Regions from separate parts of the Homo sapiens genome. Here region 2 is linked to region 1. The links are chromatin loops, found by intact Hi-C in ENCODE. Cell type or tissue: endothelial cell of umbilical vein. All regions are shown on one strand. Links, peaks and the distances in the headings refer to the core of each region. The heading gives the core; the rest is flanking DNA.

Region 1 (16,473 bases), core at 3,894-11,893:
CCGTACAGCAAGAAAGTCAGATTAGTGACCCTTTGCCATAAATTCCATCATCATCTGTTTATTTTTATTGTCTTTCTAAACTTATTATTAATAGCTGAAGGAGCCACAGGAAAGAGTTCAATAATTGTGAGTGGAGGGCAAGAGGGATATCAAAACTTCTGAAAATGAGTGGGATTGGAGATGTTAGACTAGTTGACTAGGACATTAGCTAAAATGTTGTACAGTTATTCTAATAGAGTTGTATTTTAATAGAGAAAGAAGATCTTTAGCAGAAACACATACTAACTGTTCTGAGACTCAGCTCTCCAAGAAGGCCTGGTAGGTGGGCCCACACCAACATGAACATTCCTCTCTGTTATTCTGGTGTCTCCTATCCCAACTTTGGACATAGTATCTAGAAAAGAAAAATACGCCCACTAAATTCTGTCTTGATAAACCTACCTTCCAAAGAAGAAGTGTTTCTCAAAGTGTGCGCAGTTGGTCCTAAAGATGCTCTGAAAATAAATGAAAAACAAAGGGGAACCCTTGTGGGAAACCAGCATATGCACCCCCCAACATGTGACTGTAGGAGACCAGAATATGTTACCCCAAAATATGACTATGGGGAACATAATATGCACCCCAAAGTATGACTATGGCAGAAAAGAATATCTACCCCCAAATATGCCTTTTTGGCATAAGGATTATTTTGAGCTGATTATTTTGAGAAACTTCAGACACAGGAGAAATTCTGAAAACAGAGTAGAAGTTACCCTTTTGTAAGGGAAATTTATACCCATAAGCCTCCATTTGTAAGGGCATCTTTCTCTCAGTATAAGGAAGAGAAGGCTGACTAAATAACAAGAGACTTATCAATGGAGAAGACACTGACTTTAATCTGCATAACCAATCTTACCCTTGTTTCCCATGCTTCTCCTGGGCATCTCCTCATAACCAGCCTTTCCCACACCTTTCTTTCTTTGTCTTAACAGATAATGGTATTTAAGTCTGTTCTGAGATTAACTCATTTCTCTGGGTATCTCCCAGAGATATACATGAGGTATACATGTTACTAAACTTCTGTTTCTTTTTCTTTTATTATTCTGTCTTTTTTTTTTTTTACAGGAGTCTTTCTTATCTAAAAACTATGAAGGATAGAGAGAAAAACATTTCCCCCCCACAACATGTACTTGCTTTGAGTCTTGCTGAACTTCCCACACATTCTGTGCTCATGGGACATTGTAGATGTTATATGTAAATAGGGTAACAGAAGGGCAGAGACACATATTCTCTCTGTTCGTGGACCTGCTCCGTTTTCCCATCAGATTCCACTTATCAAACAAAAGTTCAAAGATAAGATTAGGAATAATTTCAAGATGGTGAGAGCAGTGTACTAAGCCAAGTAAAGGGGTCTTCTGAGCACAGGGTCCTATGTGACTGCACATGTCTCTGCCCATGGAGCCAGCCCTGGAAAAGGGTTCATCAATCACATAAATGTCTCTCCCTCTGCTGGCCATTATTGTGCTGTATTTGGGAGATATGGCAGCCATCTTCCGACCACGAGGGGAACTAGCCTGAGGACACATCTGACATAAGGGAAGAAAGAAAGAATGGTGTCTCAGTTCATTTTGTGCTGCTGTAACAGAATATCAATTTGTGGGTAATTTATAAGGAACAGAAACTTCTTTCTCACAATTCTGAGGCTGAGAAGTCCAAGAGCAAGAGGGTAGCATCAGGCATGGACCTTCTTGCAGAGTTATCCCATGGCAGAAGGCAGAAGGGCAAGAGAGGGTGAGAGAGGGCAAAAGAGGGTGAGAGAGGGCAAGAGAGGGCTAAACCACTTTTATTATAACAACGCACACTCTCCATAACGAACCCACTCCCACAATAATGACATAAATCCGTGTGTAAGGGCAGAGCCCTCACGACCTAATCACCTTTTAAAAGTCTCACCTCTCAAAAGTCCCACCTCCCAACACTATTGCATTGGGGATTAAGTTTCTAACACATGAACTTTGGGGGACACATTTGAACCATAGCATTCTTCCCCTAACCCCCAAAATTCATGTCCTTCTCACATGCAAAATACATTTATTTCATCCCAATATCCCCAAAGTCTTAACTCATTCCAGCATCACCTCAAAAGTCTGAAGTCCAGAGTTTCATCTAAACTGATTATCAGTGAGACTGAAGGCAGAATTCATCCCAAAGCAAATTCTTCCAGCTGTGAGCCTGTGAAATTAAACATATTGTCTACTTCCGATATACAATGGTGGGACAAGCATATAATAAACATTCCCATTCCAAAAGGGAGAAATAGGCAAGAAGAAAGGAGTAACTGGTCCTAACTAACTATAAAACCCAACAGGGAAAGCAACAGTATGTCTTAAAGCTGGAGAATAATCTCCTTTGACTCCAAATCCTGAATCCTGGGCACACCTGGGTGGAGGTTAAGCCCCCATGGCCCAGGCAGCCCTACCCCCACAACTTTGCTGGGCTCAGCCAAGCTTCATCTCTCTCAAGCTGGAGTCTGGTATCTGCGGCAATCCCAGCCTAGATTACACTAAAGCACCCAGGCAGTGATATTCTGTTATGGCAGCACAAAATGAACTGAGACACCAATTTTGGAGTCTTGGTGGTGGTCTTGTTCCCTCAGCTCCAGTAGATATTTCCATAGTGGGAGTTTTCTGCGGTGGCCTCATTCCCATGGCTTCACTAGTCATTGCCTAGGTAGGGATTCTCTGTGGCAGCTTCACTCCTGCAGCAAGTTTCTGCCTGAGCCCCCAGGCTGTCCACAACACCCTTTGAAATCTCAGTGGAGGCCGCCATGGCCCCACAGCTCATGCACTCTTTGTGTCTGCAGAGTTAGCACCACATGGACAACACCAAGGCTTACAGCTTGCACTCTCTGGAGCTGGGGCACGAACCACATCTGGGCCTACATTCACCAAGGCTAGAGTGACCAAGGAGCACTGTGCCAGAATGTGGGGAGCAGAATCCCAAGGCAACCCTGAGCAGAGAGCTCATGGAGGGCACTCAAGGCTCATCCCCCCAAATCATTCTGCCCTCTTAGAGTTTTGGGCCTGTGATGGAAGAGGCAGCCTTGAAGATCTCTGAAATACCTTTGGGGTCATTCTCCCATTGTCTCAATGAATAGCATCTGGATTCCTTCCATCTGTAATCATCTCCTTATTAAATAGTTGCTTGTCTGCATCCTTGGTGTCCTCTCATAAACATGCTTCTTTGCCAGGCACGGTGGCTCACGCCTGTAATCCCAGCACTTTGGGAGGCCGAGCCGGGCGGATCACAAGGTCAGGAGATCGAGACCATCCTGGCTAACACAGTGAAACCCCATCTGTACTAAAAATACAAAAAATTAGCCAGGTGTGGTGGTGGGCGCCTGTAGTCCCAGCTACTCAGGAGGCTGAGCCAGGAGAATGGTGTGAACCCAGGAGGCAGAGGTTGCAGTGAGTTGAGATCGTGCCACTGCACTCCAGCCTGGGTGACAGAGTGAGACTCTGTCTCAAAAAAAAAAAAAAAAAAAAAAAAGGCTTCTTTATTCTTTACATGGACAGAAAACATTTTTCTAAATTTTTATATTCTGCTTCCTTTCTGATCATAAATTCAATCTTTAAACTATTTGTCTCATTTTTCATTTTACTGCAAGGGGCCAAAAGAAGCTATGCAGCACCTTTGGTGCTTTGGTGCTTAGAGATTTCTTCTGTAAGATATCCTAGTTTATTGCTCTTAAATTCTGCCTTCCATAAAGCCCTTGGGCATGGATAAATTCAGCCAAATTGTTTGTCATTCTGTAACAAGGATGACCTCTACTCCAGTTTCCAATAACTTGTCTCTCATTTCTGTCTGAGACCTCATCAAAATGGCCTTTACTGTCCATATTTCTACCAACATTCAGATCATGACCACTTAAGTAATCCCTAAGAAGACAGGCTCTCCCTACAGCTCTTGTCTTCTTCATAGCTCCCACCAGAATCACCCTTAACGCTCAAGTTATGACAATATCGGCTTTTTCTAGCCTGTTCCTCCAAATTCTTCCAGCCTCTACCCATTACTCAGTTCCAAAGTCACTTTGACATTTTTAGGTATTTGTTATAGCAACAGCCCCACTGCTTGGTACCAATTTTGTGTCTTATTTCATTTTGTGCTGCTATAACAGAATCCTACAGTCTGAGTAATTTATAATGAACAGAAATTTATTTCTCACAGTTCTGAAGACTGAGAAGTCTGAGATCAAGGGGCCGCGTCTGGCAAGGCAAGAGAGAACAAGAGAGGGCTGAACTTGCTTTTATAACAACCCACTCTGTCAATAACAAACCTACTCCTACAATAATGACAAAAATCCATTCATGAGGGCAGAGGCCTCTTGACCTAGTCACCTCTTAAAGGTTCCACCTCTAAACATTATTGCATTGGGGATTAAGTTTCCAACACATGAACTTTGGGGATACCTTGAAATCATAGCAGAAGTGTCTTTGGAGAGGTTATTGAGTCTCTAAATTAATCAGTTCCCCTAGCCACTTTGAGTTGAGTTTTCTCTTATTTGTAGCTGAAAGCATCCAAATTTGGCCCCAACCCAGAAATCTATATTTTTAACTAGCTCCCTGGGTGACTCTGATGCAGGTAGTCTAGAAACCATATTTTGAGAAACTCAGCTCTAAAATGATGGCAAACATCTCAGCTGTATCAGAAAAACCATGTTTCCACGAGATGGATCACCTCGATTGATTCAAGTGGGTGCCTCAAATGCACAGTTCTTACTTGCTTTGACCATCAATACTGCCTTTGTACAAAGTTCCACGTACCCTCTACACTTAAGAATTTCTTTTTTAAAAGTTATCTGTGATTGCTTAACATCCTGGGAACTAAATAGCTGAAAATCTTGGTTTTATATCTATTTTCTTCATGTTATCCCTCCAGGGTGATATGGGAAGATTTATTGACTTCCTTAGTACCTCATGGAGAAACTGCATGGTGTAAAATGTTTTTAGAGTCTCAGGATTCTCCAGGGGCTCACCCAATCACTCAATACCCATGCATTGATCTAAATAAAGAATAGCGGCGGCGGCTGCTATTCTTGCAAAGTAGGGTCACAGTGCCTAACTTCCCCTCCTGAGAAAACAGGGGCCCAGTTCTGACCTGCACTGTCCTCATAGAGCTTAGATCGGGCAAGGGAACAGAAGCAGCTGCAGCAGGGAGTATGGAGTAACTGGGGAAGAGAAATCATTCAGGGCTAAAATAGCGCCTGAAACTCAAAGACAGTCCAATTCAAGTGCCCAATTCACAGTGATCCGAAAAGAAAGACCAGGCCAAGGAAAAGAACAGGTCGTAACCTGGGTCAGTAAGACAGAGAGAGAGAGAGAAAGAGAGAAAGACAAAGAGAGAGAACTGGAAGTTGAGAGGGATACAACCAGTTTCCCTTTAGGGGTGCCTGTGGCTTTCCATGGAAGAGAAAGAACTATTGACGACATTAAGTTGGTTTGTTGTGGAGAAAAACACCACAAACTTCTTAGTACAGATTGAGTAATCCTAATCCAAAACTGAAATTCGAAATGTTCCAAAATCTAAAACTTTTTGATTGTCAACATGGTGCTTCAAGAAAATGCTCATTGGAGCATTTCAGACTTTTAATTTTCAGATTAGGGATGCTCAACTGGTAAGTATAATGCGAACATTCCAAAATTCAAAGAGACCTGAAATCCAAAGCACTTTTGGTCACAAGCACTTCGAATAAGGGATACTTAACCTGTATATGCATTTGTCTCTCAGCAAATTGGTAACAAGTAGAGGCTCAAATCTCCGACACAGTATATTATAGATGGCACTTTTGCTGCAAGGGGCAGAAAGAAGGGATAAAAAATTATTTTAAAGCTGTACATAGTCCTCCATAATGCACTGTCTTACATTATTTTCTTACTGCATCATGGAGAAGAATCGTCTGCATCTCTCAAGGGGATTATAGCTCCCTGAAGGCAAGGACCATGTTTTATACTTGTATCACCACTTTATGGTGAATTTACATCTCCACAAGTTGAACTGAATTGATTTGAGCTATACCATTTCCCAAAGGAGTCATTTGATTTAGAAAGCAATAAATGAAACAAGGGCCGTCCCTCTGTAGAGGAAAGCCAACAGGCACTTCCATAGACATTGTATCAGGAAGTGGGAGAACTGATTTCATCCCACCCAAATGCCATATTTTAGGCCATTATCCTTTTGTAATGAAAATGGGTGGGAATATATTAATATTTCTCCTCTTCCTCCTCTATCTTCTTAGTCTTGTCTCAAAAAGTCTCTCTTGAAACTCCTCCTTCCATAAGGCCTGCATTTCCGCCACTGGAGACTTGTTCCTTTGAATTAAGTATAGCCCTCTTGAGCCCAAAGTTTTAAAATGTAAATACCTCTGGGAAAAGAAACACATTACATCTCTATTACTTTTATATAAATGCATTTAACCCAGGCTCTTCTCCTCGTAGAAAGGACTAGGCTCCTCCGGGGGCTAAGAATGATGAAAAGGGAGGAAAGCAATGATGCCCAGAGAAGAACAGATGTATGGGGCAGGGAAAAATGGTGCTCAGGTAAAAGTCAGCCTCTGTCCCAATCTCACTGAGGTCTGGCCCTGAATAAAACCAATAATAATAATCACAGTAGCTTTTATAGCTCATTATGTGAGACTCATTTCTTCGTGGTAAAACTCCTTTACAAAGCTCATTACAAATAACTCCTTACACAGGGCTATTATCCCTTTGTAATTAAAACAATATATTGCATCCTCCACTTGGGATTCCTGTGAAACAGCATGGATAATACACAATGGCACTCTGAAAGCTTTTATTTAGTTCCTCTTGAGTCAAAGCAGAAGCTTCCAGGAAAGATTTATCAGCTAATTCCAGAGAGTTATCTCAAATAACTCACATGCAAGATATGGGAACCGTGGGGGAGATTCAAAGCTCCCTTTAGGGTGTGAAGAAGGTGCAAATGTAAGATCATCTCCAAAGCTCTCATGAAGCCAATGACGTATCACCTGTGGATTTACTGGGGAAAGAGTGAGAATTGTGGCGTGAGCAGAGAATGAGGGCTTATCTCTTCTAAGCAAGCTAATCTTTCCCTGACATCTTTCTTTTTGCACTAGAAAAATGTATTTTTTAATAGGTATGCTTTGTATAAAAGAAATTTTGAACTTTTGAAATCCACTGTTTGTTCTTTTCAAAGGGTACTAATAGTGGGCCTCAGTGACTTTATCTATAACTTGGATTAATAATGCCCACCTCAGAGGGCAGAAGTGAGGATCAAATGAAGTTGCATGTGAAGCACCTGGTCAGAGCCAGGCACAAGGGAGAGGCTCCATGGATATTTGTTAGGTCCCTTTCCAACTTCTCTCAACCTGACTGTAATCCCAGAACTTGCTCTGGGAAGCCACTGTGTCAAAACTCCTAGATCCCATTTCTAACTTCTACTCTCCCCTAAACTACATTGCTGACAAGGAGCTGCCTCTTCTAGGTACAACAAGAAAGGATTTTGATTTCCTAACTCTCCCATAACCAAATTTTCCAAAACCAAAGACTGGAATGCATGGCCTCACCATACGGATGGGTTTTTTTCTTTTCAGATATGTTAATTTATTTATGTGACAAGTCCTTCAAAGGCAAAATAATTAAGATACATTCAGTTATGTATGTAAAGAACTATCTTTTTAAAGAATGAAATTACATCAAAAGAAAGAAAACTCAGCAAAAAGTCCTGGATAATTTGACATTGGGACTGTTGGAAACAGCATAGTCATCACAGACACCTTCTTCATTCGCTGATCACTAAGGGTTTTTAGAGTTGTTGCCAACAATGTTAAGTCCCATTCGGTCATGGGCTGACCTTTCTTTGCCAAGTAGCCTGGAACATTTTAGTCCTTTGTTGCATGTGTTGCCATTTCCTCAGACCCACAGATCTTATGACACACACTCTGGGTGTTGCTGAGCTGAGATGCCTGGAAAGTGGTCAGTATGTCCAAGTGATGTGAATGGAGGGAGAATCCTCCAAAAATAGAAACATAAACAGATGCAAGGTTGAGAAATAAGTCAAATTGCCATATCATTATTTTGTTTGGGGTAGTTTAATGCTGTGGCTCATTTTTATCTCATTTCTTACATCCTTTAGCCAAAGCAGAAAGACTGGTTATCCCCATTCCCCTCTGCCCTACCTTCCTACCATCTCAGAGACAGGCTGCTTGAGGGCAAGGACTGTGCCTTCCAATAAACAATTCAACTAGCAGATGTTCATTGAGTGAGTCACAGTTAATTACTTAATAAATCTGACATTGAAGTCCAGACTGTGTGACCTGAACAATTGTTTCCCTTTAGTTAACACCATTCTTCATAGAGCTAATAAATCCACTGAGAATTCTCTAGAGCTTCCCCTTCTTCCACAAATGGAATGGCTCCAGCTTGACCAGGCTAAGAAGCACAGTGACACCCATCTTAGCTGGCTTAATTCTCAAATTCTCAATTGCTGGATAAGTCTTATCTATAGCCACGGCCAGCCCTTGACAAACTGTAAGTCTAGCAAAATTGCGTGTCTCAAACACATGTGTGTTTTTTTTTTTTTTCCTCCTACATCTCCTCCCCATCACTGGCTTCCCTCTTCCCCTACTTCCATTTTCATCACTGCAGGGCCCAAGCTCTTACCTGTCTTTATCAGAATTAACTCTTAGGGGGATAAGAATGGTATGGAAAATATACATCAGTTAGCATCAGTTAAAGAGGCCAGTCAATTCCTGCCTCTGAATACTATATTCCAGCCCTTCAATTAACCATTTCCCTCTTTTTAGCCCTGCTCCATTTCTCAGATCCATCCTGAGAGGCTGAAAGTATGTTTGCACAAGCACGAGCTTTGGAGTCTAGCTATGTGACGTTGAACAAGTCATATCATCTTGCAGTAAAATGGGAACAATAAATACCTACCTCTTGGGGTTATTGTGAGGAGTGAGATAATATGTATAAAGAGCTTAGTACCAGACCTGAAACATAGTAAGTACTCAATAAATGGTTGCTGTTATTATTACACTTCCCACCCCAATCTGGTACTTAATTTTGATCACTCTCTCCATATACCTGCATGTCTTTGAGGTCAGGATCTTAACTAATCTATCTTTGACCCCCTGTACAGTGCCCCATGTCTAGCAAAAGGTAGATGCTTAGTAAATGCTGAGTGAAGGAACAGGACCAACACTGCCTTAGATAGAGTGGGGCTGACTCCTGGGCTCCTGAATTGTTCCCTGAGTTGTAGCTCCTCTTGAATTGGGCTTCTGATTAAGCTTTATTCTAGTTTCCCAGTTCTCCAGAGAGGACTAAACATTTTCTGCACCTGGGACACTGGATTCCTGTCCCTGAGTCACATTTCAGGCTGGGGCTAAAGCCCAGGAATAATCCCAGGCATCGATTCTCTGCCCCAGGTTCTACATGGTCCAACTGCTGAGGAATAGCTTGAAGTTCAATACTCTTCATCTCCATCAGCGCTTCTCCCACCTATGTGGACAACTGCCATTTTCTAAACCTTACATAAAACATGAATAGAAGTTTTTTGTTGTTGTTTTGTTTTTTGACATGGAGTCTTGCTCTGTCACCCAGGCTGGAGTGCAGTGGTACAATCTCAGCTCTCTGCAACCTCTGCCCACCGGGTTCAAGCGATTCTCCTGCCTCAGTCTCCCTCTAGGACTACAGGTGTGCACCACCATACCCGGCTAATTTTTATATTTTTTAGTAGAGACAAGGTTTCACTATGTTGGCCAGGCTGGTCTCGAACTCCTGACCTCAGGTGATCCACCTGCCTCGGCCTCCCAGAGTGATGGGATTACCAGGCATGAGCCACCACGCCTGGCCTAAAAGTTTATTTTTAAAGTACTGCTTTGTTGATTGATCTATGCTGTACAATCTAAGTAAAAACAGAGTGCTTGCTATGCAAAAGCAGCTTCAAGACAAGAATCCTAACACCCACTCTGTCTTTGTCTTTTTGGGCTGCTATAACAAAATGCCATTGATTGCATGGCTTATACACAATAAAAATTTATTTCTTACAGTTCTGGAGGCTGAGGTCCAACATCAAGGCACCAGCAGAGTCAGTGTCTAGTGAGAGCTTCTTTCTGTTTCCTTCTAACTGTATTCTCACATGGCAGGCAGTCCAAGGCAACTCTCTAGGGCCTCTTTCATAAGAATATTAATGCAATTCATGAGGGCTCCATCTTCATGACCTAATCACCTCCCAAAGCCCCAACTCCTCATACCGGCACATTGGTGATTAGATTTCAACATGAGTTTAGGGAGTATATAAACATTCAGACCACAGCACCCGCCAATCTGATTCTTGTCCCTAAGTGCTACCCCAGTATGGAAATTCTAGAGCCACCACTAACCCTGTCCCCTGGTCACTGATAGATGACTTCTGCTAAACTTGGAAACTTGGGCTAAACTTGGGCTGGGGCAGCTGCCCAAGCACTGCCCTGCTCTAAGGCTGGAAAGATGGAGGGGATGTTCTTTTTTTTCATCCACCCATGGGAAAACCACCCTAGCCTTGGATCTTGCTTCCCTAGACCTGCTATTGAACCCTGGTCACTCTCATCTTCCCAGGCCTTGTCCAGTGTATAAAGGAGTGAGTGAAAACAACTGTGAAGGGTCTCCCAGCCTGATTGATGTATTCCTATACCAATGGCCCCTTCCAGGTAGTGGATTTAACTCAGCCAGAAATGGCCTTCTCAAAGCCAAAAAAGCCTCTTCCAGGCAGATGGAGGTCTACCTCAGCGTGACATCTGACACTCCCTTTCCTGCAGTGCAGCTCTCATTGCCTGAAACGCCCTCCCTGAGTCAGTCACCCTGCATCACTTGCCTCAGCACTCAGGGCTCTGCACACGTGCTGTAGGCATTTCATCTATTTTAATAATAAAACAAAAATGACCTCAGCATAGGGACAACAGCAACCAGTCAATGGCTGCAAAATCATTCCTACAATTTCATATTAACATTCTGTCATCAGTGACGGGAATGATGAAGACATTCATTAAAAAAAAAAAAAAAAAGGACAGACTTAGCCCTGGGAAGATGGATAATTATCTCTGCTAATTACTATTGCCCAGCCCAGAAGGCCTTGCCCCCACCTGCATGCCCATCAATTAAAGTCTTACTCATCCTTGAAGGCCCAACTCAAATGCCACTTTCTCCAAGAAGCCTTTCCTAGTCCTCCAGTTAGAATTAATTGTCCCCTGCTCAATGTTCCTGTGATGTTTATTGTATAATATTCCCATGTCATTATATTAAAATGTTATCTATTTATTACATAATATATATTATGCAGTATTCCTATATCATTATTATAAAAATGGTACCATAAAGGTATATGGAAGATGATTAGCACTCTGAGCAGCCTATAACTCAGCCTCAATAAAAAAGAACTATTTTAAGATTATGAATAACTTCATATCTGCCCCACAGGTCAGGCTCTAAAGGTACATAGTTAGAAAGAAACTAACTTCTTTGACATTGTGAATCACAAAATCTAGCTGTTCTAAAAACAAACCTGAAAGAAAATGTAGGTATGAGCCATACCCCACGTTCCTTCATCTGCTGGGATAAACACTTCACTTTGTCCAAAAGATGTCAAGTCTCAGAATGAAACAGGCCCTACTAACCTAACCAGCACATCACACCACATAAGACACACAAAATCCCCTTTCCATCATTCCAGCTATGCTCAAACTCACTTCCACCTGAGGCTACTCACTAAACTTTTAAGCAACTATAGCAACAAGCATCATAAAAATAGCTATCCCATATTGAGTCTCTACAAGTAGTAGACCATATGCTAGATTATTTAATATCTCAGTTAATCCTCATGAAAACAAAAGGGTCAGTTTCTCAGAGTCACAGCTCCTAAGTAGCATATTGGAGATTCAAATAAAGATCTAGCTCCAAAGCCTATGCTCTTACCATTAGGTATTCCTGCTTCCTTAGTCACCGGAAAAGTTTCCTAAATTTTGTAATTTAGGTGGAAGCTGCAAATTTCACCCATGGTTGTGAGTTTTCCTCTTGGAGACCATCAAAACATATCTAATTCCCCTTCTACTTTACCAGCCTGCAAATAATTAAAAAGAGGTGGTGTGACTCCAAGACCTCTTATCTCTGGGCTAGACATCCTTCAGCTGTTGTCCCTCTTATAAAATGGCTTCAGATCACATCATGGTCTGGCCCCCATCTCTTTTTTTATTATTGTTATTTTTCCATAAATTATTTTTAATTTATGGAATTACAATTCTATAATTTATAATATTCCATAAATTATAATTCCAAATTTAATTTATGGAATTTTAATTCTTAAAAAATAAATTATATTTATTTTTCCATAAATTATTGGGGTACAGGTGGTATTTGGTTACATGAGTAAGTTCTTTAGTGGTGATTTGGTGCACCCATCACCCAAGCAGCATACACTGCACCTTATTTGTAGTCTTATCCCTCACCCTCTTCCCACGCTTCCCCCAAGTCCCCAAAGTCCATTGTATCATTCTTATGCCTTTGCATCCTCATAGCTTAGCTTCTACATATCAGTGAGAACATATGATGTTCGGTTTTCCATTCCTGAGTTACTTCTATTAGAATAATAATCTCCGATCTCATCCAGGTCGCTGCAAATGCTAATTCATTCCTTTTTATGGCTGAGTAGTATTCCATCGTATAAATATACCATGGTTTATTCATCCACTCATTCATTGATGGGCATTTGGGTTGCTTCCACGATTTTGCAGTTGTGAATTGTGCTGCTATAAACATGTGTGTGCAAATATCTTTTTCATATCATGACTTCTTAACCTCTGGGTAGATACTCAGTAGTGGGATTGCTGGATCAAATGGTAGTTCTACTTTTAGTTTTTTAAGGAACCTCCACACTGTTTTCCATCACACTGTTTTCCATGGCGGCTGTACTAGTTTACATTCCCACCAGCAGCGTAGAAGAGTTCCCTGATCACCGCATCCATGCTAACATCTACTGTTTTATTATTTTTTTATTATGGTCATTCTTGCAGGAGTAAGGTGGGATCGCATTGTGGTTTTAATTTGTATTTCCCTGATCATTAGTGATGTTGAGCATTTCTTCATATGTCTGTTGGCCATTTGTATATCTTCATTTGAGAATTGTCTATTCATGTCCTTAGCCCACTTTTTGATGGGATTGTTTGTTTTTTTTTCTCGCTGATTTGTTTTTGTTGTATATTCTGGATATTAGTCCTTTGTCAGATTTATAGATTATGAAGATTTTCTCCTACTCTGTGGGTTGTCCGTTTACTCTGCTGACTGTTCCTTTTGCCATGCAAAAGCTCTTTAGTTTAATTAGGTCCCCACTATTTAAATTTGTTTTTGTTGCATTTGCTTTTGAGTTCTTGGTCATGAAATCCTTGCTTAAGCCAGTGTCTAGAAGGGTTTTTCCAATGTTATCTTCTAGAATTTTTATAGTTTCAGGTCTTTGATTTAAGTCCTTAATCCACCTTGAGTTGATATTTGTATGGGGTGAGAGATGAGGATCCAGTTTCATTCTCCTACATGTGGCTAGCCAATTATCCCAGCACCATTTGGTGAAAACGGTGTCCTTTCCTTAACTTTATGCTTTAAGATCAGTTGGATGTAAGTATTTGGGTTTATTTCTGGGTTCTCTATTCTGTTCCACTGGTCTATGTGCCTATTTTTATACCACCACCACGCTGTTTTGGTGACTAGGTGACTATGGCCTTATAGTATAGTTTGAAATCAGGTAGTGTGATGCCTCCAGATTTGTTCTTTTTGCTTTGACCATGAGGGCTCTTTTTTGGCTCCATATGAATTTTAAAATTTTTTTTCTAATTCTGAAAAGAATGATGGTGGTATTTTATGGGGATTGCATTGAATTTGTAGATTGCTTTTGGCAGTATGGTCATTTTCACAATATTGATTCTACCCATCCATGAACAGGGGATGTGTTTCCATTTGTTTGTGTCGTTTATGATTTCTTTCAACAGTGTTTTGTAGTTTTCCTTGTAGAGGGTTTTTGACCCCTTGGTTGGGTATATTCCTAAGGTGTTTGTTTGTTTGTTTGTTTGTTTTGCAGCTATTGTAAAAGGGGTTGAGTTCTTTATTTGATTCTCTGCTGGGTCACTGTTAGTGTATAGAAGAGCTACTGATTTGTGTACATTAATCTTGTATCCAGAAACTTTGCTGAATTCTTTTATCAGTTCAGGAGCTTTCTGGAGGAGTCTTTAGGATTTTCAAGGTAAACTATCATATCATCAGAAAACAATAAACGTTTGACTTCCTCTTTACCTATTTGGATGCCCTTTGTTTCTTTTTCTTGTCTGATCGCTCTGGCTAGGACTTCCAGTACTATGTTGAAGAGGAGTGATGACAGTGGGCATCCTTGTATTGTTCCCATTCTAAGAAGAAATGCTTTCAACTTTTCCCCATTCAGTATGATGTTGGCTGTGGGTTTGTCATAGATGGCTTTTATTACATTAAGGTATGTCCCTTGTTTTCCAATTTTGCTTAGGGTTTTAATCATACAGGGATGCTGGATTTTGTCAAATGCTTTTTCTGCATCTATTGAGATGATCATATGATTTTGTTTTTTAATTCTGTTTATGTGGTGTATCACATTTATTGACTTGCATATGTTAAACCATCCCTGCATCCCTGGTATAAAACCCACTTGATCATGGTGGATTATCTTTTGATATATTGTTGGATTTGGTTAGCTAGTATTTTGTTAAGAATTTTAGCATCAGTCGGGCGTGGTGGCTCATGCCTGTAATCCCAGCACTTTGGGAGGCTGAGGTGGGCAGATCATGAGGTCAGCAGATCAAGACCATCCTGGTTAACACGGTGAAACCCTGTCTCTACAAAAAATACAAAAAATTAGCCGGGCTTGGCGAGCGCTTGTAGTCCCAGCTACTCAGGAGGCAGAGGCAGGAGAATGGCGTGAACCCGGGAGGCAGAGCTTGCAATGAGCCGAGACCGCACCACTGCACTCCATCCAGCCTGGGCGACAGAGTGAGACTCCGTTTCAAAAAAAAAAAAAAAAAGAATTTTAGCATCTATGTTCCTCAGGGATATCAGTCTGTAGTTTTCTTTTTTGGTTATGTCCTTTCCTGGTTTTGGTATTAGGGTGATGCTGGCTTCACAAAATGAATTCGGGAGGGTTCCTTCTTTCTCTATCTTGTGGAATAGTGTCAAAAGGATTGGTACCAATTCTTCTTTGAATGTCTGGTATAATTCTGCTGTGAATCCAGCTAGTCCTGGACTTTTTTTGCTTGGTAATTTTTTAATTACCATTTCAATCTTGCTGCTTATTATTGGTCTGTTCAGGGTATCTAATTCTTCCTGATTTAAGCTAGGAAGGTTGCATTTTTCCAGGAATTTATCCATCTCTTCTAGGTTTTCTAGTTTATGTGCATAAAGGTGTTCATAGTAGCCTTGAATAATCTTTTGTATTTCAGTTGTAATATCTCCTGTTTTGTTTCTCAGTGAGGTTATTTGGATTTTCTCTCTTCTTTTCTTGGTTAGTCTTGCTAATGGTCTATCAATTTTATCTATCTTTTCAAAGAACTAGCTTTTTGTTTCATTTATTTTTTGTATTGTTTTTGTTGTTCTTTCAATTTCATGTAGTTCTACTCTGATCTTGGTTGTTTCCTTTCTTCTCCTGGGTTTGGGTTTGGTTTGTTCTTGTTTCTGTAGTTCCTTAAAGTGTGACTTTAGAATGTCAGTTTGTGCTCTTTCAGTCTTTTTTTTTTTTTTACTATAGAATGCCAGTTTGTGCTCTTTCAGTCTTATTATTATTATTTTTTTTTGAAATGGAGTCTCACTCTGTCGCCCAGGCTGGAGTATAGTGGTGCAATCTCAGCTCACTGCAAGCTCCGCCTCCTGGGTTCACGCCATTCTCCTGCCTCAGCCTCCCAAGTAGCTGGGACTACAGGGGCCCACCACCACACCCGGCTAATTTTTTTGTATTTTTAGTAGAGACGGGGTTTCACTGTGTTAGCCAGGATGGTCTTGATCTCCTGACCTTGTGATCCACCCACCTCGGCCTCCCAAAGTGCTGGGATTACAGGCATGAGACATTGTGCCTAGCCTCTTTCAGTCTTTTTGATGTAAGCGTTTAGGGCTATGAACTTTCCTCTTAGCACTACCTTTGCTGTATCCCAGAGGTTTTGATAGATTGTGTCATTATTGTTATTTAGTTCAAAGAATTTTTTAATTTCCATCTTGATTTTGTTTTTGATCCAATGCTCATTCAGGAGCAGATTATTTAATTTCCATGTATTTGCATGGTTTTGAAGGTTCCTTTTGGAGTTGATTTCCAGTCTTACTCCACTGTGGTCTGAGAGAGTGTTTGATATAATTTCAATTTTCTTAAATTTATTGAGGCTCATTTTATGGCCTATCAGATTGCCTATCTTGGAGAAAGTTTCATGTG
Region 2 (16,473 bases), core at 4,266-12,265, 53 kb before region 1:
GGTATGGGGAGAATCTAAAGTAGAGGGAATGCTCCAGAAAAGGTTTTTCTACCCCCCAGTAAATGGAGAGAGCCTCACTCACAGTGCTCCCATCCCCCTGTGAACAAGAGGGAACCTCACTCACAGTGCTCCCATCCCCTGGTGAACAGGAGGGAGACTACTCACAGTGCTCCCATCCCCCGGTGAATAGGAGTGAGCCTCACTTAGCCCCACCGCTTCCTGCCTGTGGACAGAGTTGTATGAACCAAGATGTCTAAAGCTGTCCAGAGAATCTCAGAAATGTCAACCAGTGCCCTGAGGCCTCTGAAGCAACTCTTGAGGCTCCCTACCTCCAGAATTCTTACTTAGTGAATAACGAATGTTCTTACAGTTTAAGCCTCTAACCATTCCTAACCAACAGGATGACAAACGTCTCGGAGGGAATGGAGCATAAATATTCCTTTCTTAGAATCATAAACCTCAGATTTGGGTGGGTCCTTAGAGGTTTGTCAAATTCAAACTTTGACCGTCATATCTTTGCTGCCAACGTGCTCCTGGTTTCTGTCTGAACATTCTTCATGCTTATGGGGAAAGATGGGGTCAGGGTGGTGCATTTCATAGTCCAGGCTTCCTCAGCTCTTGAGTTGATTGTTGCCTTGACAGGGACCAACCTCCTGGCCCTGTATTCTCTCAGACCCCAGGTCCCCAAACTTGAGAGTATACAGTGTCCCTGGGAATGAGGGAGTTCCTGAGTGAGCGGAAAGCATCTTATCTCTGCTCCTCTCTATATCAAAGACCCATGCAGGTCTTGAGGCCTTTCCTGTCATTTGTGATCAGACATCTGCCCCATTTCCTTAGGTGGCGAAGCGCCCCCTCTTTCAGCCTCCAAATGTGGAAAATTGTGGAGCATGTGCTCAAAAGGAAAATGGCTGATTAGATAAGAGTTTGAATTGTCTGTCCTCTCTTCTGGGCACATGTACAGTGTTCAGCACCTTCAGGGTCAGCCACACACGTGCAGTGACTGAACTATGGTAAATGTCTGAGAAAAAGAGGGAGGGAGAGAAGGGGAGGAATAAAAAGAAGAGAAGAAAAGGGAAGGACAAGGGAGAGTTGGAAATGGAGAAAAAGACCATGTAGGGTTAAGAAAAGACAGATGCAGGAGTTAGCTTACTGAGGTTTGACAAATTTCTATTACCATCTGCTGGGCTTAGATAAATGATTCAATCTGTGTTCCACTTTCCTCACCTGCAAAATGGACATACTATTAACTCATAGAGTGCTATGAGATGATGCGTGCAAAGCACTTAACACAGTGTTCAGCAAATAAGAACTGAATAAAAGGTAGCCATTACTAGCAACAAGAGCAGTGGGGAAGGATGAGAGTAGAAGAAGGAGGGAAAAAGAGAAAGCAGAAAGTAGAGAAAGGTGCATTACAAAGGAGAAAAGAAATGGGAGCAAGAGTAGAAGGGGAGGAAATGAGAGGAAAATGGAAATAGAAAAAAAAAGAAACAAATGTCATATTCTTCCAGGATTTGGGGCAAGTTTTCCACACTCAGTCCCTGAAGACTTCTCCCTTGATCTTCTCACTCTGTCACTCATTCCTTGCAAGTCCCCAAGGAAGTATAAAAATAGTTCCAGGCAAAGAATGTGACCCTTTGGTCTAGTCTGCCAAGAGGCTTGACTGCTGACTCCTTCACTGCTGTCCAAGGAATTCCACCTGGAAGAGGTAAAGCACAGATACAAGAAAGGAACACCTTGGAAAACCAGAAAGGCAGTATTAGGAAGGATATCTTATTGGGAGGGAAAAAGAGAAACTATCTGAGGAGGTATAGGGGTGAGGCAGACCTCCTGGGCCCAGGCAGAGGAAATAGGGTGAAGGGTTTTTCATGTATGACTTCCTGCTGACGCTCAGGCAAGGTCAGAGAAACTTAAAATAGCTACCATGTACCAGATGCTCAGTTTATAATGTGAAAGGTCTCTGGCTGTAGTTACTTTTCCAGCTACGTTGGCTCCCTTTGGATACCCCATCTCAGCCAAAGAAATTTGTAGATTAGATACTCAGTGAGTTTACTGGGCGTATAGCATATAAAATACTTTGTAGATTATTATCTGCTTCTTGGCAGGAAGTGTATTAGGAGGGGCAAAGGAAGCTGCCCATGCCATGAATAAATGCTATCAAACACAATGGCAATTTACCTCACTGCTTTAGCAGTTATCCTCACTGGCTTCCTACCACTTAGAAAGTCCAAACTGCTTAACTTGCCATGTGAAACCCTGTACAGTCTTATGCTATCATTTTTCCACTTTTCCACTCACACACTCAATACTTAAGCTACACAATTTCACATGTACTTATGTGCATCTCACCATTTCTCACCCATTTATCTTGGCTTCTTATGTTCCCTCTGCCTAGAATGTCCTTTTTAAAATTCATTTAATACGTTTATTGAGTGGCTACAGGGTGCCAGCCATCATTCTGGACAATGAGGATACAGCAGGAAGGAGGGGAAACAAACAAGGGATTCCCTGACTTCACTGAGTGTAACTGCCTTTATACCCCTTTATTAACAGCAGACATTAAATACATGATTTCAGTAAAACACAATGTGTGTTAACATAAAGGAAGTATAAGGTGTCATGGGAATGTGGGGCAGGAGCCTGAATCTGGTTTTTGGGTTTTGGGGAGAGTCCTAGGGAATTGCGTTCTAAAGCCCTCTGCCACTGATACAAGTTCTGAAATCAGCAAGGCAAAAAGAGATGGTCCCTAGAACCTGGAAGAGAACCATCCCAACTCTAAAGGTTCTTCACTCCCAAACCTTCAACATCCTCTTTCAACTTGTCCTATCCTGAGATAAAGCAAATTTTGGAGGGGCCACTAGGAAACTTGTTTGGCAATAGCAACATGGTGCTTAGATAAGAGGAAGAGGGCCAGAGGAAGGATTTTGTGTATAGTGAGCATGAATCATTTTATGATTTTATTTCATGTACTGTATGGCCAATGACCAGAAATAAAGCTCAGGCACCTACATTCTGAATCCAGTGCTTCTTTTTTTCTTTTTTGAGATGAAGTCTCGCTTTGTCACCCAGGCTGGAGTGCAGTGGCACCATCTCAGCTCACTGCAACCTCTGCCTCCCAGTTTCAAGCAATTCTCCCTGCCTTAGCCTCTGGAGTAGCTGGGATTACAGGTGTGTGCCACCACACCTGGTTAGTTTTTGTATTTTTAGTAGAGAAGGGGTTTCACCATGTTGGCCAGGCTGGTCTCAAATTCCTGACCTCAGTTGATCCTCCCGCCTTGGCCTCCCAAAGTGCTGGGATTACAGGCATGACCCACCATGCCCGGCCCAGTGCTCCTTCTCGTGGTCCCCCTACACGGCCAGTGTTTTTCAAAGAAAATCATTTCAGAGCAACCCAGATTAATCATAAACTCATAGCCAGAACCTCTTCCTCTGACTCCGCAAATCTACAGCAAAATGGATAAGTCTTCTAAAATTGACCTCAGCCCTCTTTGGTGTCCCCTGAACTCCAGAAGACTGAGCATCTGGTACATGGTAGCAATTTTAATTACCATCCAGCATGGAGGATACATCCTCACACTTGGTTATATATTTCCTTAGACTTGTTTTCCAAACATTTGTCTATCAGCCAACCTGCAGATACTTTGCTGAGTCCCCTTTATGTGCCTACCACTGTTCTGAGTAATGAGAACAGTACCAAAGAGGTGCAAGGCCTGACACACACTGGGCACTCAATGGTGTCTATTAAATTAATAAAATCGGCCGGGTGTGGTAGCTCATGCCTGTAATTCCAGCACTTTGGAAGGCCGAGGCGGGCAGATCATCTGAGGTCAGGAGTTTAAGACCAGCCTGGCCAACATGGTGAAACCCCATCTCTAATAAAATTCAAAAATTAGCCCAGTGTGGTGGTGGGCACCTGTAATCCCAGCTACTCAGGAGGCTGAGGCAGGAGAGTTGCTTGAATCCGGGCGGTGGAGGTTGCAATGAGCTGAGATCACGTCAGTGCACTCCAGCCTAGGCAACAGAGTGAGACTCCGTCTCAAAAAAAAAAAAAAAAAAAATTAATAAAGTCAGGCATGATTCCTTCTGTCAAGTATTTAACAGCTTTTTCTCTCAAATGGGTAGTATGCTTCTCAAAGTTAAAAGCCCTGTCTTCTACTTTGCATTCTTATTGCATTAGGTTCTCTCATTTGGTACACAATAAATGCTTTCTTAATGATTGAAGAAAATGTTTGGCTAGCAGTAAGATTGCAAAGAGGTCCTAAGGAGGCTCAAGTCTTTCTTCTTAAGGTCAGCAGTAAAAATAAAACCTCACAATAAATAAATAAAAATAAAAGCTTACATACTGTTCAAAATGTGCTTCTACATTCTCTTGTTGGTTCCAAGAGAGCAGGATCATATTTGTTCTGTTCAAGACCGAATACCTTCAGAATGTTATAGACATTCAATTTTTATTGTTGAATGAATGAATCCTCATAACCACTCTGTGGGGTGATTGTTATTGCCTGTGTTTTGCAGAGGAGGAAACATATAAAAGTGATTCGTTCAAATAAACAATTAATGGGGGAAGAACCAGGGCTTCATTCCAGAGTTTCTGTTCAAGTCTGGTGCATGCCAGAAAGTTTCATTCCATCTCCCCTCCAAGAGTGGAGCTCATCAATTCTTAGACCTTCGAGAGGACTTCCCAGTGGAGATAACTCTGGTGTAGGAGTTAGGGGTATGTGATGTCTGTAGGGGTGTGGAGTGGATGGAGGAGTTGCAGAAGAGATGAGGGGATTTCAGACAAAGGCAAGACTGCATGAACAAATTCATTGAAATGAAAACCAGCATGGTTTTAGAGTACAATGAGCAGAGCATGGAAGGAGAGTCTGCATAGCAGGCAGGAGCAGATTGTGGAGGGCTTTAACAGCCATGCCTAGGAGTTTGGAGTCATTCTCAACCCACATGATAGGCCATGCTTAGTCCATTATTTGCTCCTGAGGGCCTAATCTGAAGCCTCCAAATGGGGTTGGGGATGTAAAGGACTGCACAATTAGTAATGTCCATGCTTGTAGCAGTCTTTTAGTAGTGGCTGCAGCATCAACTAGGTAGGCTGCAGATGACAGGTACCTCCCAGCACACTTGCTGTGACTGCACCCTCGTCTCTCCTGCTTAAGAAGGTATATTGCTAGTGAGTGAGGCCCTACCATAGGGATGCCTTGAAAATTCTCTTCTTTCTCTTGATTCCAGTTCTGTCCTGTGGAGTCACACATAATAGCCTTTCTAATATAGTATTTTACAATAATTTCTGTGTCCCCCAAGTCAGCAGCTGGGCCTTGGGCTGAACTGTAAAGCCTTGGAGGTCTCACACACCTGAGAATTAGTTGCTCTACAGGCCATGTATTCTCTCTCCCACTCAACCCTGAGCTCTTTGAAGACAAACTGCTTTTCTGTTCATCATTGTATTATCCTCCTGAAATTCCCTCCACCCCAAACCCCTTAGTGCTCAATACCACACCCTGCACAGTGTGGTATGTACTTTATAAAAACAACGATGGATGAATTGATAGCATTTAGGTCTCTCAAAACACCTAATGCCAAATTGATCAAGGCAATTATTTACCGGTTGCTGAAGAAAAGGATGAGAATGCACACAGAGGCCAAGCAACACGTTGGGGCCATGCTGCATGTCAGTGGAGGGGCCTGCCTGGGAAGCTGGCATAGGGACACCTGCCCAATGACGATGGTGACCAGAACACCAGGGAGATGGAAGCCACTGAGTGTTTCTTCTACCTGTGACAGAGCCGTTCTCTCAGCAGGAATGAATGTGTCTCAAGCAGAAATTCCATCACTGTGGACTACTCTCTCACTGCCTCCTCCCCTCATAGTACTGGGGAACTTATCCAAGCTTGTCAAAATTAGATGACAAGACCACTCCACAGAGTCTGAGTCTAATTCTGGACAACGACACATGTTCTGGACAGTATCTAACAGATCTCTGGTTCTCCATAAAGGTTGTTATTCATAGTAATAATAACAACCCCCTGGGCCCATGCTATAATTCCACTCACCATACAGTGGAATGTGGTGCAGGGCAGAGTTCATTTGCTTCCCAATTAAGAAAATTCTGTTGTGAAAGGACCCAAAGGGCCTCACTGAAAGGCTGCCTGAGAAATAGTATCATATCAGTGCAGTTTAGTTCAGAAAGTGCTTATCGAGCTCCTCTGCCATGTCAGACATCAAGGTAGCTTTATAAAGCAAAGCACCAAGCATAACCTTTATGTCAGAAGTCTTTTGTACCTTATTAATTTGTGTACATGTTTTCTGATTTCCTCTCACCCCAATAATTTCTCCTTAAAATGGGTATGTAGGGAGAATTGCATGAGAAAGTGGTCTTGATCCTCAGCTACTTCAGTAATCTTTGTTATCCTTTGATATTCCCAACTACGTCTTCTAGTTTACCCAGTTACACACACAAAAAAAGAATTTGGATCTAGGTGATAATAATAATAATGGAAATAAAATAACACTCACTGACACCTTTCTATGTGCCAGACACTCTATAAGTGTCTTTCCATATCTGTTTTCATTTGATTCTCACAACAGCCTGAGGAAGTGGGGACTATTCTTTTTTTTTTTTTCTTGAGACAGGGTCTCACTTTGTCACCCAGGCTGGAGTGCAGTGACACAATCACAGCTCACTGGAACCTTGACCTCCTGAACTCAGGTGATCCTCCCACCTCAGCCTCCCAAGTAGCCAGGACCACAGGCATGCACCACCATACCCAGCTAATTTTTGTTATTTTTTTTTTTTTTTTTAGAGATGGGGTTTTGTCCTGTTGCCCAGGCTGGTCTCAAACTCTTGGGCTCAGACGATCTACCCACTTCGGCCTCCCAAAGTGCTGGGATTACAGGCATGAGCCACCATGGCTGGCCTCTCATCTTTTGTTACAGGGCTCAGAGAGGGTAACTTGAGCAAGATCACACTGCTAGTAAGAGCTCCCAGCTCATCTGACAGCAGTGTCCCTGCCTTGACAACTGTGCTAAACTCTATCTAAATCACTTGAAGTTCCTTCTTTGGAAAATCCTAACCAGTCAAAGGCTGGCCACTTTTATATAAGATGATTGAAGCAGGAATGTTCATTGAGATCATTGTTCGGATAGGGAGTTGATTGTAGGTGACTGGTGCTAATTCTTACATTTAGGATTTTCATTCTTTTCCTGATTTACATTTGGGGTAACTACTTCAGCCTCAGGAGAAATGATCAGGCATGTGATGTAACTGTAGCTACTGAGCTGGGCAGTGTGGGCACCTTCCTCAGAATTAGAAGTCCACTGAGGGCCAGCATCCCTGAACCTTGTTCATTGTAGAGGGGAAAGGAAGATAGAGATAAGAGAGGAGAAGAGATGAGTGAGATGAAGTACTCACTTCAGTCTTCCTCTTACTCTGGCCAGTGGCACCAATGGCAGATAATTAATTCCTTTTTAAATTTAATTATTTTATTCTGGCAAGAACAGATGGGTCCACTCAGAGACACCCTGCTGGCAGACAGTTGTTTCAAAGCCAAGGAAGTAGAAGGGAGTAAAGTGCAGAAAGAGATTCGTGCTAGGATAAATAATTTTCTTAAACTGTTGGAAGAAAAAATATGAAAAGTGAAAGAAAGGGAGTAGTAAATGGAGATATTAAATGTCAACAAAATATTGGTAGGTCCTTATTAATTGCTCCAAGGGGGTAACTTAGTACCCATGCAATTAATTACTAATGAAAATTATAATACCCACATTTCTTTATTATTTTCCCCATTTGTCATAGATTTATAGTGCAGTAGAGCTGAACGGAATGTAGAGATCAATCAAACTCAACTCCTTATTTTTAAACAAGATGACAAGGGTCCAAGGAAGTAAAGTAAGAGTGATAACAACACTAACTTGAGTATTTCCCATGTGTGAAGCCCTTTATAACTATACTTTCTAACCCTCCCATTAACACTGCAAGGAAAGTAGTATTGCCCCATTTCACTGATGAAAAAACTGAGGCTCAGAGGCTAAGTACTTGTACTAAGTGCCACAACTGGCAAATGCTGCATAAAGGGTTTGAATCCAGCTAGCCTAACTCTAAAGCCCACATCCTCTCTACATCTCTGACAAGAGAAAGAAAACCAAGGACTAGGACTGATAGATGATGATAAGCCCGTGCCCAGAACTCCAGTCTCTTAACTCTCAGAGTTATCATCATCTATTTTTCCCACTTTACCTTGCCTCAGAAGAGACCCAGCGTTTTTCCTTTTAGCTTCTGCCTTACTGGCTGGCCATCCCTTACATATGCTGTTCCTAGAATTAATTATTACATTGGGGCCCTCAGCCCACAGTGGTCAGGATTCCCAGACTCTTCGGCCTCTGCCATCATTTGGCCAGAATTCACATATAGAAAGTTATTTCCTTTTTTAGCCAGCAAGTGTTCTTGGCTGCAGCAGTGTCTACTGCCCGGTTCTTGGCTGGCCAAACAGCAGGCTCTGGTGTTCCATTGATGTGAAATCATAACAAGAACAACAGAAACAGCAATTATTAGGCGGAGGAACTTCCGGTCTCTAAGGACTAGTAGGGCTAGGACCCTGCTTGCATCACTCTCTAGTAGTGTAACCCTAGGCAAGTCACTTATCCTCCCAATTTCTAACTCATCTAACAAATAGGAATGTTTATTCATGGGGATAACGTAATGTGTGGACATGTGGAGTCACCTAGAACAGTATCTGGCATATAGGCACTCAATGATATTAGTTCCTTGTTTTCTTTTCTGACATTTCCAGTAAAAACTCCTCTCAGACATGATCCAACTAGCCAACTTGATGCAGAATCTGATAGTGCTTCAGGCTGGTTAGTGACACAGCAAGGACCCTCATGTGGCACAGGTAAAAGAGGGTAACTGTCAGAGATGGGAAAAACACAGACAATGGAAAGTATAGGAATTTGTCTACAAATTAGTTATCTCACAAGGCATCCAGACCTCCTGGGTCAAGTCTGGAGAATCAGGGAGGTGTAGGGCCCAATCAAATTAAGCCACTCTCATTCCTGTTTCAAGTCCAGCATGCCTCCTAATGTGTCCTTAACTCAAGATTTTGGGCCTGGAGTTGGACTCCACATGGCTCCATATTATAAAATGTATGCCTCATGGGATGCCTCTCTTCTGAGAAGCTGCAGCACTTTTGAATCTGATCACCAAGCAGAAGGCACACTCACAATGAGAGGTTTGAAGCAGGCTCAGTTCTACTTGGAAGAGAAAGAGGGGGTTGTCTACTCTGTGATCTGAGGGTAAGGGACATCTTGATCCCTAGCCACCTCTGTCCTCTCCTGAGGTTCTGAATCATGGAGTTGCCAGGTTGGAGTAAGATTCGGGAAATCCCCTGTGAAAATGCAATGTTATCATTTCATGAAGAGAGGCTCTTTTCTGGTTCCAGCTGTTTCTTTGTGATCCTAGACAAGATATTTCCCCTCCCTGAGCCTCACTTTGCTCACATGTGAAACAAAAGTGTAGAGGCTCTTCCATCTCTAAGTTAGAACATCTGGGGAGTCTGTGACTTGCCCAGTTGTGATAGCATGGCAAGTTAGTGGCAAAGCCAAGAAACAAGTCCAGAGTTTCTGACTTCTAGCTTAGAGGACAGCAGAAGGAGTCCTAGAAAAAAAAAATCTGTGGTCATAAAAAACCAGCAATACCTCCTTGGAATTATATGTCGTAGGAAGCCTTTCTATTTGATAGCCATTTAAAATATTTAATCCTCATAAAACCTTATGAGGAAGATATTTATTAGCATCTTTGGCAGATGAAGAAACTGAGTGTAAGAGACATTAAATAATTTCCCCAAGATCACACAGCTAAAATCCTAGCCAAATGTGACTCCAAATGCCCAGGTTCTTCCTTCGGCCCTACCCCTCAATTAGATAAACTCTAAGGTCCCTCTGTGATTTTTTCAATACCTCTCATTCTGCGACCTCCTGACTCTCAGTGGACTGTTGAATACTAAATTTTACTTGCCCATTATTTACTAATATATCAGAAACAATTTATTCTCAAAGTGCATCAAGCTGGCATCACCAGGAGCCAGCAGCTTCCAACAATAGTAAGGAAGTCAGCTTCCTTTCCAGGAACCCTGAAGCTTTCCAGGAAAATGGTCATCTCTCCCCTTTGTCCAGCTCAACCCTTGAGCCCAGGTTGGTGCTTATGGGAGTTCATTCACACAGAGAGCTACTGGAATCCCCAGTAAGTGAGTCCTTCCCTAGGACGGGGGCAGAGCTTTGGCCTTGGGTCTCCCTGTCCCTGAAAACGGCAGGTCATCCAGTTCCTGTCCTGATTGATCCACATAGACAGGTCCCCTGTCCTAAGAGGTGGGGTCAGCCAGTACCTGAGAGACCAGGCGGCACTGTGGCAGTGCCCTCCACTGCCTGTGCCCCACGAACAGCCAGTGTAGACGATGAAGAGCAGGTGGGCAGGTGGGAGTCAATACCAAAAAATGGAATTGTAGAGACACTCAAGTGGAAGAATCAGGGAGACTCAGGGAGAGATGGAGGCTAGGAAAATCCAGCCGGGGGATGGACATTAGAAGAGCCCTCGGTATGAGTGAGCAGGGCAGGGTGCTCTCCCAACTCAATCAGCCCTGACTCACTGTGTCGTCTCCTACGAGTCATGCCCTTCTCTAGTCCTTGTTCTCCTTATTTGCCAAAGAAGGAGGCTGGTAATGGAAGAGACCTCTTTCAGTTCTAATGTTCTCAGACCTTAGGCAGTACTAGGAGAGGGGACAGGAGTGAGGCAGTTAAGATGTAAGAACAGTGACCAGCTTCAGGAGCCCAGCAAGCACACCTCTGGGGTTCCAAGGCAGAGACAAAGCAGGGCAGCCTGATTCTGTGACTGCTGTGGCTCTGTGAACGTCACATGTGTGGGTGAAGGATGCTCAGAGAGTGTTGGGTTGGAAGCCACAGAATCCCCTCCTGGTACTCTCTGCTCTGCAGACTGTGGTCATTGGGACTCCTCACTGGCAGGTGCTGAGTGAGGAAAAGGCTTGGAGGGACAGCCAGGGGAGCAGGCTCCAAACAGCTCTGCCGCCGGGCAACTTGGCAGGAAGGTGGAAAGTTCAGAGCTGTCCCTAGAGAGCAGTGAATCAAGGACTGGGCTGGGCTTGGCTGTGACTCTGGGGACAGTGGGTGGAGGGGATGGAGGCTGCTTGGCCTGCTGATGTAAAAGTCAGGTTAGAAGGCCTCTAAATACCAGCTGGTGTCCCCAGCCATGAGCCACAGCACCAGGCAGTCAGAGGCGCTGCACCTCCACACGCTCCCCTTGGTCTCTTCTCTCCTTCAGTTTTGCTGGTTCCAGGTCTTCTGACTCCCTGTTCGGTGCTCTTTGCACTGCCCTGCCTCCCCACGCAGCCAGCTGGACCTCTTTGCACCAGAGCCTTTTTCCAGAAACAGCAGCCCCAGTGATTTGCTGGGGAGTGAGAACAAGGAATCCCTCTATTATAATGGAATACTGCGAGGGAGAATAAGGAAAAAACTGAGCAACAGAGCAGGATGAGAAATTCTTGTGTTGCGCCTCCCTTTTTCAGTGGTTCTGAGTTGCCTTTGAGCCTATGGAATCACAGCCTTACACACCGTTACTGCTGAATGGAACCAGAGGGAACCTTCTACTTCAAATTCCCCATTTTATAGATGAGGAAACCGAGGCCCAGCATGGGGATGTGTCTGCTACAAGGCCTCCCAGCCCCTGAGTTTGGGCTCTTTCACTGCATGCTCAGAAGAAAGGTCCAGGAAGAAACTAACAGAATCTTTCTACCCCATGGCCTCCTACTTCACACCACAAGTGGAAAGGAGACCTTCAGTGGGTGCTTTCCTGGCCTTCCTCGCTGGTTTCACATGCCTCTTTCCTCCGGCTGCAAGTGGCAGCCTGGATCTCTCACATGTGGCCACTGCACAGCGGGGACATGATACTCTGCAGGAAACTAAGCAGGGAATATTTTTAAACCATCCAACATGCCTTAGGGAGAAAAAAAAAAAAAAAAGCAAAACACTCCCCTAGATGCTGCTAAAGGCATTTTGAAAAAGATTCCATGCCTAGCAGAAGCATCGTAAAACAGTGTTGGTTTTATTTTTAAAGGGCCAATTCCCTCTAAGAAAAGTTCTTGGGAATGGACTGGTGACCCACTTCTAAGATGCCCCCAGAGGACTGAACTCCACAAAAGTAGGCTGGAACCCCAAGGGCCCTCCACTCGCAATTCTTCATCTCCCTCTAAATCAAGGAAGTAATTTATCTGCTGCTTCGCTAAACCTTCCTTTTTAATATATCCATACCTCACTATCACAGGAAATAGCGGGAGGGGTAAGGAATAAACTCACAGGTAGAAAGAAAGAGCTTTGTTTTTATCCAGCCTAGAATCCAAGCTCCCTTCCTCTGGCTACTTCATATCCACTTGTAGCTTTAGCTGTTCAAATTCAAGTCTACTCTTACCTGCTTCTTTTCCTCCTCCCTGGACTTTCCTTCCGTGGGCTTCTTCACACTCTGGCTGCTTCTTCTCCAACTGCCCACGCTTTTTGCTCTTGAGCCTGTCAGTTGTTCCTCTTCCACCCTCTTTTTAATCGTATCTGTCGCCTTCCCTCCTCCCACTTCTTCCTACTCTTTCTCTCTCCACCCCTTTTCCCCTCTGAATCCCTCCCTCCCCTCTCTCTCTTTTGTGCTCTTAGAGTCTTTGCTCTAAAAGTCTTCTTCCCTCCACCTCCTCGTAGCCTCAGCTCACTGTGCTCCCCTTCTCTGGCCCCCAAGGAGGCAGAGCCCCCTCCTCCCTGCAGCCCTCCCCCTGTCTGTCTGCCTGTTGTCCTTGTCCTCACAGCAGTCCTCCACATTGCCTCTCCCCCGGGCCGCTGGTGCACCACCTCCCTAAGTCTCTTCCTGCCCACCCCTCTGCTGCGTCGCCTCAGACTTCCCAGGCCATGGCTTTCCTGGAGCATCAGCAGGAAAATTGGCACTGCCCAAGAGATCCCTCTTCCCATCCTTTTCCCGTCATCAGAAAAAAGAGGGTGTTCACTCACATAACAAGCCTTTTTTGGGATTTCCACTATGCCCACACCAATGAACTAAGCATAAGCCAGCACAGGAAAACACGGTCTCACAAGTCACAACCATCCAGCGCCCAGAATAGGCACCAGGACTAACCTGAAAGGAAAGAAATGCTAACCTCCCAGCTCCAAAAGTGTAGGGCATTCCTCACTCCCAGAATCATACTCTCTCCCCTTCTCCTCTAAAGAGAGGCGAGCACCTTCTACGCATCAGGCACTGGGCTAGAGACTTCATATATATATATATATTGCCTATTTTTATCTTAATCATTCTATTTTCCAATTCTATAAGGTAGACCTTTTCTGCATTTTACATTTGAGGAAATTGAGGTTCACAGAAATTAAGTAACATGATTATGGCGACCCAGTTTGTAAAGTAAGTGGTAGAATCAGGATTAGAAGTTTTCACCAATGCCAACATTTATCTTATTGCTCCTTCCGTGAAAGCAAACAGGTCTCCCAACTGGAATTGAACTGATGAAAGTAAGGTTGGCTCTTGTTAGATCACATGCCACAGGTGACCAAATTCAGAAACTGTGGGGGTATCTCTTCCCTCAAACCCTCCCATTCTCCAACTTCTCCCCCAGACTCCTCAACTTAAACACTTAGCCGTGGACCCAGTTGGAATGAGGTAAGTGTCAACAACAGAGGTTACTATGAGTGGACTGAAATCAGACAAAACAATGACTAAGAGCCCACAGATTATGAGAACTAAAGAAAATTTCAGTGATCATCTGGAACAGCCAGGGAAACTGAGGCCCAGAGAAAAGGCCACTTGTCAATGTCATATACAGTAGTATGTGGCAGAGGCAGGGCAGGAAGCCGGAATGGTCCCTTTGCTCCACATCATCACCTGAAACATGCCTTTCCCGCAAAGCACCGGTCACAAGCATTCCAAGATTCTGCAAAGATGTTTCCTTAATGGGCTATATTTTTCATGGGTGAATGAGCTTAGGATCAGCAAGAGGGAAAAGAGCAAGGGGCTGAATTTCCAGTTTCAAGGGAGGCAACAGCCCTGGTGAAAGGAAATGCAGGATTCTTGATTCCTTGGCCAGAGTTTACCCCACTTTTATGCAGCATCAGAGCAGATTCTGGGGCCAGCCTGACTGGGTTTGAATCCCGGCTCCGCCACTTACTAGCTGTGTGACATTGGGCAAGTTAACCTCTATGCATCTCAGTTTCCTCAACTCTAAATTGGGAATATTATCTACTTCACAGGGCTGTCATGAGGACTAACGAGTATGTGAAAAGCACATAGAATGGTTGGGAACATGGAGGTACTGTAGATGTGGCTGCAAAATAATAATACAATATACAATACAATGCAATGCAATACAATACAATACAATGCAATGCAATGCAATGCAATGCAATGCAATGCAATGCAATGCAATGCAATGCAATGCAATGCAATGCAATACAATACACAACCTCCTCCCTGCCTGTACTTGCCATGGCTGTACCAAAGTCCTGTGATGGAATTTAGCATGTGAAACCAATAGCAAGCCCTGCTTCTCCAAAACAGAGATGAGTTTCACACTGTGACTTTGCCCCTACATCCCAGCCTCTCTACAAGAGCAGGGGACACCTAGGAACACCTTATTATCTCCATCCAGGAGGTAGCCAGTTAAAGAACCCATAAAGTCTCAGCTGGGAGATAGTCTGAAAGTGGGAAAGGTTTAGTGGAATGTACACTCCTAGATCACTGGGCTGCCAGAGGAGAGATGATCTCGGGCAGGCCTGGAGATTACAGGAAAATGCCGTTTTCCTCTGAATGTGCAGAAGGGAAGAGCTGCCCAGATACAGACACACTCATGACCCTGGAGGGAGAGCAGGGTATACAAGGTAAATTTTCCCTTCGTGCTTGGCTGACAGAGAACTAAAGCAGTGAAGAAACTGGATGGCTTGCTAGAAAAGTCCAGGAAGTTCGCCTCAGGGCTGGGAGAAGGCTGAGGTCTCTGACTGTGATCATCCCAAGTCAATGAGGTCAAACAACTCTCCACCCGGGGACCATTCATCATGGCATCCAGGACAGCTACGTTGCTTCAGCAAGGGCTTCACAAATGTGGTTTATTCCGCACCTGGCTCAGGCAATGACTAACAAAAGTTGAAAGAAAAAAAAAAAGTCATTTGGGCTGTGGATGTGAGGTGATTCTCTAAAGGGGCTTAACCTGGCAATCACCACATAGCTAAGAAGGACCCCGTAAGCAGATATTCAATGCACCAGAGAAAAGGACAGGACGAGGGCCAAGGGTGGGAACTGAGGTTCTCCCATGCCCTCCCCTTCTTCCTCATATTTCACACAAGAAACGGTCTTAGAAAGAAGTATCAAAGTCTGTGTTCCACGCATTACAAAATATGGAGGACTCGGGATTTAGAGAGGAAGCCCAAATCCAGTCAAAGAATTAGTAAATCATACCTGTAAGGAAAAGCTGTAGAGGTGGGATTGCAAAATAAACTTTATTCAACATTTATTACATGCCAGGCATTGTACTAGGCACATTTCACATTCTTTTACTTTGAGATAAAAAGACAGAAAAATGACGTTATAAAGCCTTTCTCACTATAATCAGTGTCTTATCTCAACAGGAATCATTGGCTACTCCTATGGGCCCAGCCTATTCTATGTGAGAAACAAGGGCTCTCCCTGTCCACAAGGAGCTGACATTCTAGTTGTAGAAAAGAGCTATTGAGACAAAACAATTAGTATAAAGGGTAGTATCCTATATGTATGTGTGTCAGTGATGGTATAATGAAGTGCTAAATTATGTGAGAAAAAATCATTTGGGAAACAGCTTCGTACAGAGTGATCTCTTTGTTGTGCTATAATGAAGGGGAAGAAAAAGCAACATTTTTTATATTTAAATTAAATTTATTTATTTTAATTTCAGCTTTTATTTTTGATTCAGGGGGTACCTGTGCAGGTTTGTTACCTGGGCATATTGCAGGATGCTAAGGTTTGGAATACAATTGATCCTGTCACCCAGGTAGTGGGCGGGTAGTACCTGATGGTTTTTCAACTTTTGCCTCTCTCCTTCCCTCCTCCTTCTATACAATAGACACTACTACTCCCTAGTGTCTATTGTTGCCATCTTTATGTCCATGAGTACCCAGTGTTTAACTCCCACTTAGAAGTCAGAACACGGGGTATTTTGTTTTCTGTTCCCGTATTAATTTGCTTAGGACGATGGCCTCCAGCTGCATCCATGTTGCTGCAATAGCCATGATTTTGTTCTTTTTAATGGCTGTGAGGAACATTTATTGAAGGCCTTCAGTGTACCAGGTATTTTCACCTCACAACACTGTGAGATAGATAGTATGTTATTATTTCCATTTCATGGAAAAGAAAATTCAGGCTCAGAGAAGTGAAGTAACTTTCCCAAGATCACTCAATAAGTACAGAAA

Evidence for each region. Hi-C counts contacts between places; a loop is a spot of excess contacts. Peaks named below come from ENCODE experiments on the same cell type or tissue, not always from the same donor. Only the 100,000 strongest peaks of a DNase experiment are listed, where the experiment ranks them.
Region 2: a loop joins it to region 1, with 3 times the contacts of the local background. A loop is called at or near these places in 11 of 110 quality-filtered maps.

The regions. Positions count from the first base shown.
Region 1 is chr1:147,814,147-147,830,619 of GRCh38, forward strand. No RefSeq gene overlaps it. Among named protein-coding and RNA genes, the nearest start is that of GJA5, 62 kb to the left of the region's middle. In endothelial cell of umbilical vein, for the core only: no CTCF peak of the experiment used is centred there; DNase peaks (open chromatin) are centred at 8,015 and 8,305.
Region 2 is chr1:147,760,789-147,777,261 of GRCh38, forward strand. The region is part of intron 1 of LOC102723321 (a long non-coding RNA gene); the gene reads left to right. It also overlaps a transcript of GJA5 not described here. Among named protein-coding and RNA genes, the nearest start is that of GJA5, 8.4 kb to the left of the region's middle. In endothelial cell of umbilical vein, for the core only: no CTCF peak of the experiment used is centred there; a DNase peak (open chromatin) is centred at 8,583; H3K27me3 peaks cover 1,166 bases.